Linked DNA regions of Homo sapiens: region 1 is linked to region 2. A link is a contact called in ENCODE Hi-C or POLR2A ChIA-PET data. All regions are on one chromosome and are shown on one strand. The core of a region is the stretch at or near the end of the contact, and the rest is flanking DNA. Distances in the headings are between cores, read along the strand shown.

Region 1 (4,725 bases), core at 188-2,687, 450 kb before region 2:
GTAGCTGGGATTACAGGCAATTGCCACCATGCCCAACTAATTTTTTTTTTTTTTTTTTTGTATTTTTAGGAGAGACAGGGTTTCACCATGTTGTCCAGGCTGGTCTTGAACTCCTGACCTCAAGTGATCTGCCCACCTCGCCTTCCCAAAGTGCTGGGATTACAGGCATGAGCCACTGCGCCCGGGCTGAAAGATTTTTTAAAAATTCATTTTTGCATTTATATTAACCAAAGTCATGGGAATGACAACTGGAGTGTCCAATTAGGATGAGACTAGCTGTGCATGAGCTTTCATTGACCTAACTCCTAATGACTTATGGACTATATCTGGTGGACACTAGTATTTCTGATAAGAGGGAGGTTTGCTGACTGTTTTGGGAGAATGGGATCATTCACTGGATTTTTTCACGGCTAGGTAGAGTAGACCCTCCCCCTCTAGTCTATCCCAGGCCCTTTGGTCAAATTTCAAGGCTCTTGGTAACCTTCTGGGGGGTGCCAGGAGGCCCTAATGAACACATCCATGTTCTAGACACAAAAGGGCAGCTTTTAGAAGGTTTTCCTCATTACTGGAAGCATTTTGTATAGACAGAATAGCCCTCTGACCCAAAGCCTGGCATAAAGGTGGCACTCAAATATTTGATGAATGAACGAATAATGGCAAGTGTGGTGGACAAAGGAGAGCAATAGTGAGGGACACGAAAAGAGCCTGAAACACCCTGCTTCTGGAAGAGGAATGACAAGATAAGAAGGCAGTGTTGGCAGAGTTATATAGAACCACCTTGTAGGGGATACACATTGAGTGTGGGTATTTGCACAGCTAAAGAATGTGCCCATTAGAAAGGGCCGCCCAGCTTGTTGTAGACTTAGAGATCTAAGGCTGATTAAGAAGTAGTTTCTGCCTTCAAGAGGCCTCAGGTCTGCAAGGATAAGAAAGAAGTAAATCAGAAATTCAGGTGGAGTAGGATAAACACTGCAGTTAAGGCAGAAAGCACTGTGTGTACACAGAGGAGGTGAGCAGGCAGCACCCAAAAAGATGGGATGCGTCCACTGGATTTGGGAGGAAGAATAAGTATTAGAGGACAAAAGGGGAAAGAATTCCAGGCAGACAGAACAGCCTGCACACAGAGAGGACCAGAGGCATGGGCAGCCTGGCGCATCTCTGCAGGCTGCAAGTGGCTTAGGGTGGCTGCAGGAGCAGGGATTTGAAGAGGGGGGAGAGGGGAGGGAGAAGAGGCTGGCTGAGCTAGGTCATGCAGGATCCAAGGGCAGAGGCTCAAATGGTGAGAAGTTTGCCTTTATCCTGAAAGCTCAGAGAGCCACTGAAGGCTTAGACCAGGAGTGGAATGATGTAATTTGCATCTTAGAGGGCCTGATGCAGAGGTTCTGCTGAAAAGAGCAAGACGGGGGCCAGGCAGACCAGTCAGGAGGCTGCCAGTTTGGCTGAGGAGGCAGATGATAGCGTCCTAGGCCAAGGCAATGGCAGCTGGAAGAGAGAAAGGGGGCTTCTGTTTGCGGGGCTCCCGAAGATCATGTCTGAGTGCCTCATTCTCTAAATCTCAGGCCAGCAGTGACAGATGAGGTTAGCAGAGAGGGCATACAGGAGTATATTGTTTACTTCTGTTCATTTTTTCCCCCAGGCAAAGACTCATACTACTCTGAGAATAAAAATAATCTGTTTATAGAAAAATTGGGAAATAGGTCAAATTTGAGTAGCTGGCTGGACAGCCAGAAGCCTAGCCCCTTATGTGGAAACAAGCATCTTTTCCCAGTGTGGAAAATCCATCTACTTTTCCATGTGTTTTTCATCACACTCAGAGATTCTCAATGGGGCTCAGGCAGGAGGGTAGAAAGCATTTTGCACCCCCCAGGGGACCTCTGGCAAGGTCTGAAGGCATTTTTTAGTTTTAACATCCTGGATAGGGGGTGTTTTTGGGATCTAGCAGGTAGGGACCAGGGACGCTGCTAAACATCCTACAATATACAGGACAGACCCTCCATGACAGAGAATTACCTACCTCAAAATAGTAGTAGTGCTGAGCTTGAGAAACCCTGCCCTAGTAAATGAGTGTAAACTAAAACGACAAGCCTCGGGAAACCTCTCCCCTAGGCAGGGCAAAGGGACCCTTGGATCATCAGAGCCAAGTTGGAAAAAGAGTATGTGAGGGCGGGTACCTGAATCAGGAAGTGTTATTAGAAGTTGCAGCTCTACAAATGAGCCAAGGGCTTGAGGCTTCCTTCCTGGGAGAAAAAGACCTTTACAGGAGATCCACAGTGCATGAACCAAAGGTGTCTATGACCCCCAGAGGGAAGCCCCAAGGTCAGAGGCTCCCAGAAGCACCCAGGCCCAGGTATCAGTCCTGACAGCAACTGGCACCAGCGAAAGGAGGTAGGAGGGATCCTGCTGGAATCACTCCCAAGGTGCAAGTGTATTCCCTGCTGAGCATCAAGGCCACGGTTGGCCCCTGTTACTGCCAGAGAAGATGAATGGTCCCCCCAGGTGTGCTGGTGGGGAAAGTAAGCTGACCATTAGCAAACAACGGACCCGACCTGAAATGCAGCTGACAAATGTGTCAAATGAGGAAGGAGAAAGGGGGCAGTGATTTCCAGGGGCCTGTGGTGTGCTGGCCCTCCAGGTGGGTGGGGCCTCTGCTCTTCCTCTCATCTTCTCAGGCTGCTATGGTCTGATGAACGTTGGTGCCCTCCACCCCAAATTCCAATGGTGAAACCTAACCCCCAAAGTGATGGGATTAGGAGGTCAGGTCTTTGGGAGGTGATCAGGTCACGAGGGCAGAGCCCTCACAAATGGGATTTGTGCCCTTGTACGAGAGGCTGGAGGGAGCTTGTTTGCCCCCTTTTGCCCTCCCATCACATGAGGACACATAGCAGGTGCCATCTATGAGGAACAGGCCTGGACACCAAATCTGCTGGAGCCTTGGTCTTAGACTTTCCAGCTTCCAGTACTTTCAGCAATACATTTCTGTTGGCCATAAATTATCCCTTCTAAAGTATTTTGTTATAGCACCCCGAAAGGACGACAGCTGCCATTTTGGGGCCCTGAAAGCACTCAAGAATGGTAGGAGGCCCAGCGGAGGCAGGTCTGTGGTCAGCTGGGGGCATCCTTTCTCATCCCAGAAGCCAGGGAAAAAGTCATTGTCACAAGGACATACCCTCTCTGGGCCCCCTGGCCCTGGACTGATCTCCACCTGGCTCTTTACTGGGCTTACCAGAGTACAGGCGTCACCGGGCAGACTGGCACCCCCATGGCTCTGGCACTTCTAGTTGGGTCATCAGTGCTGTCTGACACCCTTGTATCTGTTATCCCGGCTCAGCACAAACAATTAGAGAAGATGGAGGAGGGAGCAGAAGCCTATTTTGTCTAGGGCGGTCAGGGAAGGCATATAGGCTGAGACCTGAAAGATGCAAAGAAGCCAGCCATGTGGCGATCTGGGGGAAGAGCCTTCCAGGCAGAGGCAGCAGCACTGCAGAGGTCCTGAGATGGAAAAGCGTGACTTACAGGAACTGTCAGAAAGTCAGTGGGCTGGAGCAGGGAGGGGGAGCTGTGAGAGGAGGCTGGAGAGGCAGGGAGAGGCTGGATCACGCAGGACCTTGTGGGCCTGACTGGGACTTTGGATTTTACTGTAGGTGGGATGGGACCCCACTGGGGAGTTCACTCAGGCCTCTATGTGGAGACCAGACTGGAGGCTGGAGTCCAGTCCAGATAAGAGATGGTGGCTGCTTGTACCAGGGTGATAGCAGCAGCGGGAAAGGAGGGTTTGATGTGAGATATGTTTTGGAAATTGATCAGACAGATGTTGGTGATGATTTGGATAAGGAGTTAAGAGAAGTGAAGAATCAAGAAAGACTTCTGCATTTCTGCATTAAGTAACTGGGTGGATCATAGACCACTAACTGAGAGAGGGAAAACTGGAGGAAGGGGGAGAGAAAAATCAAGAATTCGGTTTTAGATCAACATGGACGCCACTGTCAGCCCAGCAGGGGAGGCTGATGGGGCAACACACGTTGCAGGGAAAGGTGGCGTGTGGTGGGGGGCATGGGGGACCTCACAGGATTCTCAGAAACCCTTGTCCAGTTGATCCTGCTTCTAATCTCGCCTCTCTACCTTCATCCTGTTTGCTTCCCAGAACATATTCTTAATTATGCCACTCTTCTGCTCAAGAGCCTCTGATGACTTCTCATTCCTTATCAGATGAAGTCCAAACACCATGGCCTCACCTGGGGTCTCAACCAACATTTCCAGTTTGAGAAAAAAATGCTGAACTAGAAGGATAGCCTGTTGGCTGAGTACACACTGCCCTCTGGTGGCCAAATGCCCAATAGCTGCATCTCCCTTAGGAGGGCACAGTACACCGCACACTGAGGCACGGGTAGGGCCAAAGCCCATCTCCAGGTCCCGTGGCAAGTTAACTCCCAAGCGATTTGCTTTCGGTCAGCTGAGCCTGCAGCGGGGCCACGGCCTTCCCTGTTGCACCCCTGTGGACTGGAGGCTGCACACACCTTGGGAGCAGAGAGGACTGTGAGAAGAGCTTCTCCTCAGTCCCTGAGGCCAGCTAGCCAATTGTGGAAGAAGAGACAGAGGGTCTGAGAGGCCAGAGTGTTGCAAATGGCTTCTTACCTCCTGAATCTGTTCCTTCATCACCCTGATCTCATTCTCTCGAGGTTCTATTTGCTTCTTCAGCTCCTTTATTTTGTAGTCAAGCACAAACTT
Region 2 (5,308 bases), core at 2,130-4,629:
AAATAGATCCTGCACTTGAGTGAAATAAACAAGTTTCAAGGTGTTCCCAGATCTGTTTTCTCATTTAATCCTCACCCATTTCAGATGTGAGGATTAATCTCACCTCCAGCTCTGCCTCCATCCAGCCCCTCTGTTCAGCCCCAGGCCCATCTGGTCTGGACAAGAGCTGAGACAAACCATGGTCTTTTCTCATAAACCTGCCACCAACATGCCAGCAGCTGGGAGGGCTGACTTGGAGTTTGGGACTAGAGTTTATCAGGGCAGCACTGCTGGGCTCACTGCCTCCATGGGCCAGCCTCACTCACCAAAGGTGATCAGTAGCTACATGGCCAGAGCCATTGGGATTCCTAAGACGTTCGTATGCCAGAGCCCCTCCAAACCTAAGACAAGAAGCAATGCAAGCCAGGGAAATCTGGGAAGGGAAGGGGACAAAGGACTTGCTGCATACTCCCTCCCCATGAACCCGCTGTAGTGGTCTCTCCTGGGTCTCTGGGCTGACCCCAGCAAGATCAAACATCCCACTGTCTGCTGCTCAGAGCCAGTTAGCAGGTGCCCAGGGTCTGTCTACCACCTGTCAAGCATTGCTGCTGCCTCTGTGCTACTTCACACTGGTTAATTTTTAATTAATGGTCAATTGTCTACTATATTATCTCTTTCATTATCTCCTCCATTCACAAACCACTTTCACATTTAGGATTTCCATTGGCCCTGTGAGCTCTGTCAGGCAAGGGTTCTTTTTTTTTTTTTTTTTTTTTTTTTTTTTGAGACGGAGTCTCGCTCTGTCGCCCAGGCCGGACTGCGGACTGCAGTGGCACAATCTCGGCTCACTGCAAGCTCCGCTTCCCGGGTTCACGCCATTCTCCTGCCTCAGCCTCCCCAGTAGCTGGGACTACAGGCGCCCGCCACCGCGCCCGGCTAATTTTTTGTATTTTTAGTAGAGACGGGGTTTCACCTTGTTAGCCAGGATGGTCTCGATCTCCTGACCTCATGATCCACCCGCCTCGGCCTCCCAAAGTGCTGGGATTACAGGCGTGAGCCACCGCGCCCGGCCAGGCAAGGGTTCTTGTCCCTACTTTCCAGGTAAAGCAAGGAAGACTCAGAGATGGGAAGAACCTAGCTCAAGGTCACACCAGAAGTGGCAGAACAAAAGTTACAATTTTGCCTTAAGTGTTCTTTCCCCTGTGCTCTGCTGTCTACCAACCAAGAGGACTGAACATTGTATTGGTTATATGCTGTGCCTGAGCTGGGTGCTGGTAGAAACCTTGGTCCCTACCATCACAGAGTTTACAACCTATCCAAGGAAATGAGTCTCTTGCATACATGTAGAGACTTAGACCCTATTCATAGTGGTACCTTATCTTACAGATGGGGAAACTGAGGTTTCAGGAGAGTTATGTGACTTGTCCAGTAAATGGTGGAGCCAGGATTTGATTTGAGTCTCCTCTTTCCCAGTTAAATGCTGTTTGCAGCAGAATGCACAGGTCCCAGGTGTGAAAGGATGTGGAATTGAGAGTAAGGGCTGTAGAGGACAACAGAAATAAGGAACCACCCACTCATTCAGCAAATGTTTGGCCAGGGGCAAGATGTGGTGCCTGGTGCTTGGGACACAGAGAAGATTAAGACCAAAGGACACAGTTTAGCCACAGTACCTAACCCTGCACAGAAAAGAGGCGACCGGGCTACTAATGGAGCACCGAAAAGGGGCTCAGCCTGCCACGGGGTGAGAAGGCTCCCAGGAGGGGCGAGGGCTGAGGCTTGGCACAGCACGAGACTGCAGGTGATCTGGTCACTCCCCAGCTTCTTGAATGCCCTCAGGATGGAGTCCAACTCCTGCGTTTGGTATGCCAGCTCTGCTCAGCTCTCCCAGCTTCCTCTCAGTCCTCCCCACCCTTCTCAGAACCTCCCTTTGGACTTGGGTTGGGTGGTGCTCCTCTTTGGGAAGCCCCTCTGACATCACCCCTGAGCACGTTAGGTGCCCCTCATCTGTATGGTCTTGTCTTCTTGTGCTTACCATGTGACACTTGGCACTCTGTTTGGGCACCGCCTACACTGGCTTTCCTACAGGGAATGCAATTTGAGTGCTGGCCGAGGTCCCTGTACCCAGTATGAGGCCTGACAATAGAAGTTGTTCTGTGTTTGTTAAATTAACATCACAGGTCACTCTGGTGCTTCCCTGAGGTCCTCTCGCTGCACCAAATCTATTGACCTTCCATCTAACCCTGCCCAGTGTGGCCTCCAAGAAGCCTCAGATGAACGCTCAACAGTCCAGCCCCTTCCGCATACCCAGCAACTACCCAGTTCTTATGGTCTTCCACTTACTCATTTTTTAAAATGCGGTTTATTTATTGCCAATGGCTGCTCTGTGCCGGGCCTTGTGTGTGGGGTGGGGGATGAGGAGAACAAGAGCCAGGCCGCACACTCCAGCAGCTCAGAGTCTGGTAGAGGAGGCAGCTGTGTGTAGGGACAAGTGTAATGTTGGACAAGGGGATGTGCAAGCTGTTGTGGAGAGACTAAGTCTGGGGTGGGGCAGGGGAAGGTTCCACTCCTGTGGTGACATTTATCAGGGTCTCTAAGGATGAACAAAGAATTAGGAGGGACATTCTTGGCCCAGGGAATGAACCGCAGGTGCGGAAGCACGATGAGGAGATGGATCCTGGGAGGGAGGGGTGACCAGAGATGACACTGGCAGGTAGGCTGCAGGGGGTGGTCGTGCGGATGTGACCTTGAGTGGCAGCCCGTGGCGGGCACTGTGGTGTTCAGTAAGGGAGCAGAGTCTTTGTCAGACACGGGCAGGAAGCGCAGGGCGGCTTGGAGGCGGCAAACTGCAGAAAAGGAAACCGGCCAGGAGACGGGGGTGGGGGCGAGGAGGGTGGACGTGAGGAGAAAAGCAGGGCTGTGGCAGTGGTGCTGCAGAGGAGACGAGAGTTGAATATGGCTCTGAGGTTTCTAACTGAGTGGCGGGGCGGCGCCTCCGCGGAGTGAAACCATCCAGGCGGAGCTCTCCAGCCGGCGACACGCGTGGCACAGGCACGGCGACGACGCCGCTCATGCCAGTTACAGACCCCCTCCCCTCCCAGCCCCCGCTCCTTTCCTGGAGGCTGGAAACCCTCCGACGGAGGGCCGGCCTCTGGGGATGGGACGTGGTCCCCTGGCCCACTCTGGCTGTCCCGAGAATGCCCAGGCCCGGCTTCAGCCGCGACCACATCGGGAAGATGGAGCCGGGCTGGTCGCCGACAGCACCCGGGCAGCGCCCTTCTCGCCCCTTCCACGCGGCCGCGGAGGCTCACCTGAGGGCTCACCCTGGGGACACGGCATTCCTACATGAGATGGGGGTCCGCCCTCCTGCCCCGTTTCCTGTGCGGTGGAGGGGGCCAGCCCTAGCGAGGAGCGCCTCTCACTCCCACCCTAGCTCTTAGCTCACAATCCTCAGAGCAGGGGAGGGGTTGCGGGTCTGTAGTCGGGGAGAAGGGCCTCAGTTTCCAGGGGAGCCCAGGTCTTGTAGTGGGGGCGGTGGGGAATGGAGGAGTCCCAGGGAAGGGGACGTCTCCTCTACCTGGGCCAGGCTGGGAAGGCTTCATGGTGGAGACGGCGGGCCCAGGCGCGTGGGCCCGGAGTGGGGCGGGAAATGCGCTGGGGAGGCGAGGCTGTGCCGGGATGCTGGGCCCAGCCTCTCCTGGGCCCCTAGAGGTAAGCTCCACGCGGGCAGGGCTGCTTGTACGTTTGCTTCGCTACTGTTCGCTGTGCCTATAGGAAGGGCATAGGCACATAGGAATACTATTTGGATGAATGACAAGCTAAGGAATTTGGATTCAATTCCTGAAGAAAAGTTTTTCAGTAGGAAGGTGACATGGTCAGGTTGTTTCAGGAAGACTAACCTGGCAGGCATTGTGGAGGAAGGATCTGCAATCCCGCAGGGCAGGAGGCAGGTGAGCAACAGATGGGATGGGAAGAAGGAGCCCCCTCAGGAGCCCATGTGAGATGGACTCCCACGGGTGAGAGCAGCGAGAGGGAGGGGATAAGAGCATCTCAGAGGTGACTATCTTTGGCAGCTGGGCTGACAAAGTGCTACAGAAAGAAACTTTTTGGTATTGGGTAAGGATTTCAGGCATGGGTTCTCAGATAGTGCCCCATCCTCACCAGTCCACCGGAAGCGACACTGGAGCAGGGATCACTGTGAGGACCCCACAGGAGAATATAAAAGGGCAAGGGAGCTAGAAGGTCAAGTGACACTTTGCCTCTCCTTGCAGCCAGCCCGGGAAAGAGGAGTTTAAGACCAAGCATGTTCTGAGAACACCACACAGCAAGTACTGGGCTACATGTTGTACAGACATTCTCATCATGTCACTGGAACTTCTCAGCTAACCTGAGGTTAGTGTTAGCATTCCCATCCTACAGAAGAGGAAGTAGGGGATCAGACAGCTGATTCTACTGAAGAACACACCATTAATAATTAGTGGAGCTGAGACCTGAAAACAGTGATACCAAAGTCAGACCTAGGGTGTGTGAGAAACCGGGCGGAGGCAACAAAAGGTTTGCTACACGCCCCAGCCTGAGTCAGGCCAGCTTCCTTTGACCATCCACGTGTTTCTCTTCATTGCTCCCTGCCATGTGGCCCATTAAAGTGGCAAATTAGCCAGGCATGGTAGCTCACACCTGTAATCCCAGCACTTTGGGAGGCCAAGGCAGGCAGATCACGAGGTCAGGAGATCAAGACCATCCTAGCCAACATGGTGAAACCCTGTCTCTACTAAAAATACAAAAAAAAAATTGGCCGGGTGTGGCAGTGCGTGCCTGTAGATCCAGCTACTCGGGAGGCTGAGGCAGGAGAATGCTTGAACCTGGGAGGCGGAGGCTGCAGTGAGCCGAGATTGCACCACTGCACTCCAGCCTGGGTGACAAAGCTAGACTCCATCTCAGAAAAAAAAAAAAAAAAGAGTGGCAAGTTAAAAATTGTAGCGTAATGATTATACCAGCTTACCTTTAAACCAAGTTTACATTCCAGCGTTAACACTTACCAGATGTATAAACATGAACAAGTTACTTTTTCTGAACCTGTTTCCTAATCTGTAAAATGGGATTGTTGTCAGAATTAAATGAGATTATATGCTTGACAGAGAGTAGAAGCTCAATTATTAGCATTATTAATCTAAGGATATGATCATACATCTATTAACCTGGACATCCCCAAAGTTTCCTTCAGGAGAGGGGAAGGAAGCAGGGTAGCTGAGAAAGATACCCCCCTAACAGAAGTTTCTAGCTTCCCTCATTCTGGATCTCACAGGAAGTACAGAACAGGAACAGTAAGTTA

Evidence for each region. A loop is a pair of places that touch in the nucleus more often than their neighbours do. ChIA-PET counts read pairs that join two places held with the same protein, here RNA polymerase II (POLR2A). Pooled maps may share reads with other maps.
Region 1: a loop to region 2 is called in a map of vagina, with 8 times the contacts of the local background. The contact joins the enhancer-like site here to the promoter of TMEM269 in region 2. A Hi-C loop is called at or near these places in 2 of 168 maps with a recorded cell type or tissue (mammary epithelial cell and vagina) and 4 of 50 pooled maps. POLR2A ChIA-PET finds 5 or more read pairs at or near these places in 3 of 52 experiments (activated B cell, activated CD4-positive, alpha-beta T cell and naive thymus-derived CD4-positive, alpha-beta T cell).

What each region holds. Positions count from the first base shown.
Region 1 is chr1:43,227,034-43,231,758 of GRCh38, reverse strand. CFAP57 (cilia and flagella associated protein 57) reads right to left here. Exons shown (of 23, transcript NM_001378189.1): 18 at 4,633-4,725. All of the region lies in intron 1 of LOC105378685 (a long non-coding RNA gene), which reads left to right. Among named protein-coding and RNA genes, the nearest start is that of TMEM125, 41 kb to the left of the region's middle. Within about 2 kb of position 1,437, at least 2 of the 41 ENCODE cell types and tissues checked have a DNase peak (open chromatin) inside an H3K27ac peak, as active enhancers do.
Region 2 is chr1:42,783,062-42,788,369 of GRCh38, reverse strand. TMEM269 (transmembrane protein 269) reads right to left here and starts at 3,379. Exons shown (of 6, transcript NM_001354602.2): 1 at 3,288-3,379. TMEM269-DT (TMEM269 divergent transcript) reads left to right here and starts at 3,475. Exons shown (of 4, transcript NR_133055.2): 1 at 3,475-3,687; 2 at 4,248-4,368. LOC107984946 (a long non-coding RNA gene) reads left to right here. Exons shown (of 2, transcript XR_007066036.1): 2 at 1-49. RefSeq lists an enhancer at 2,638-3,379.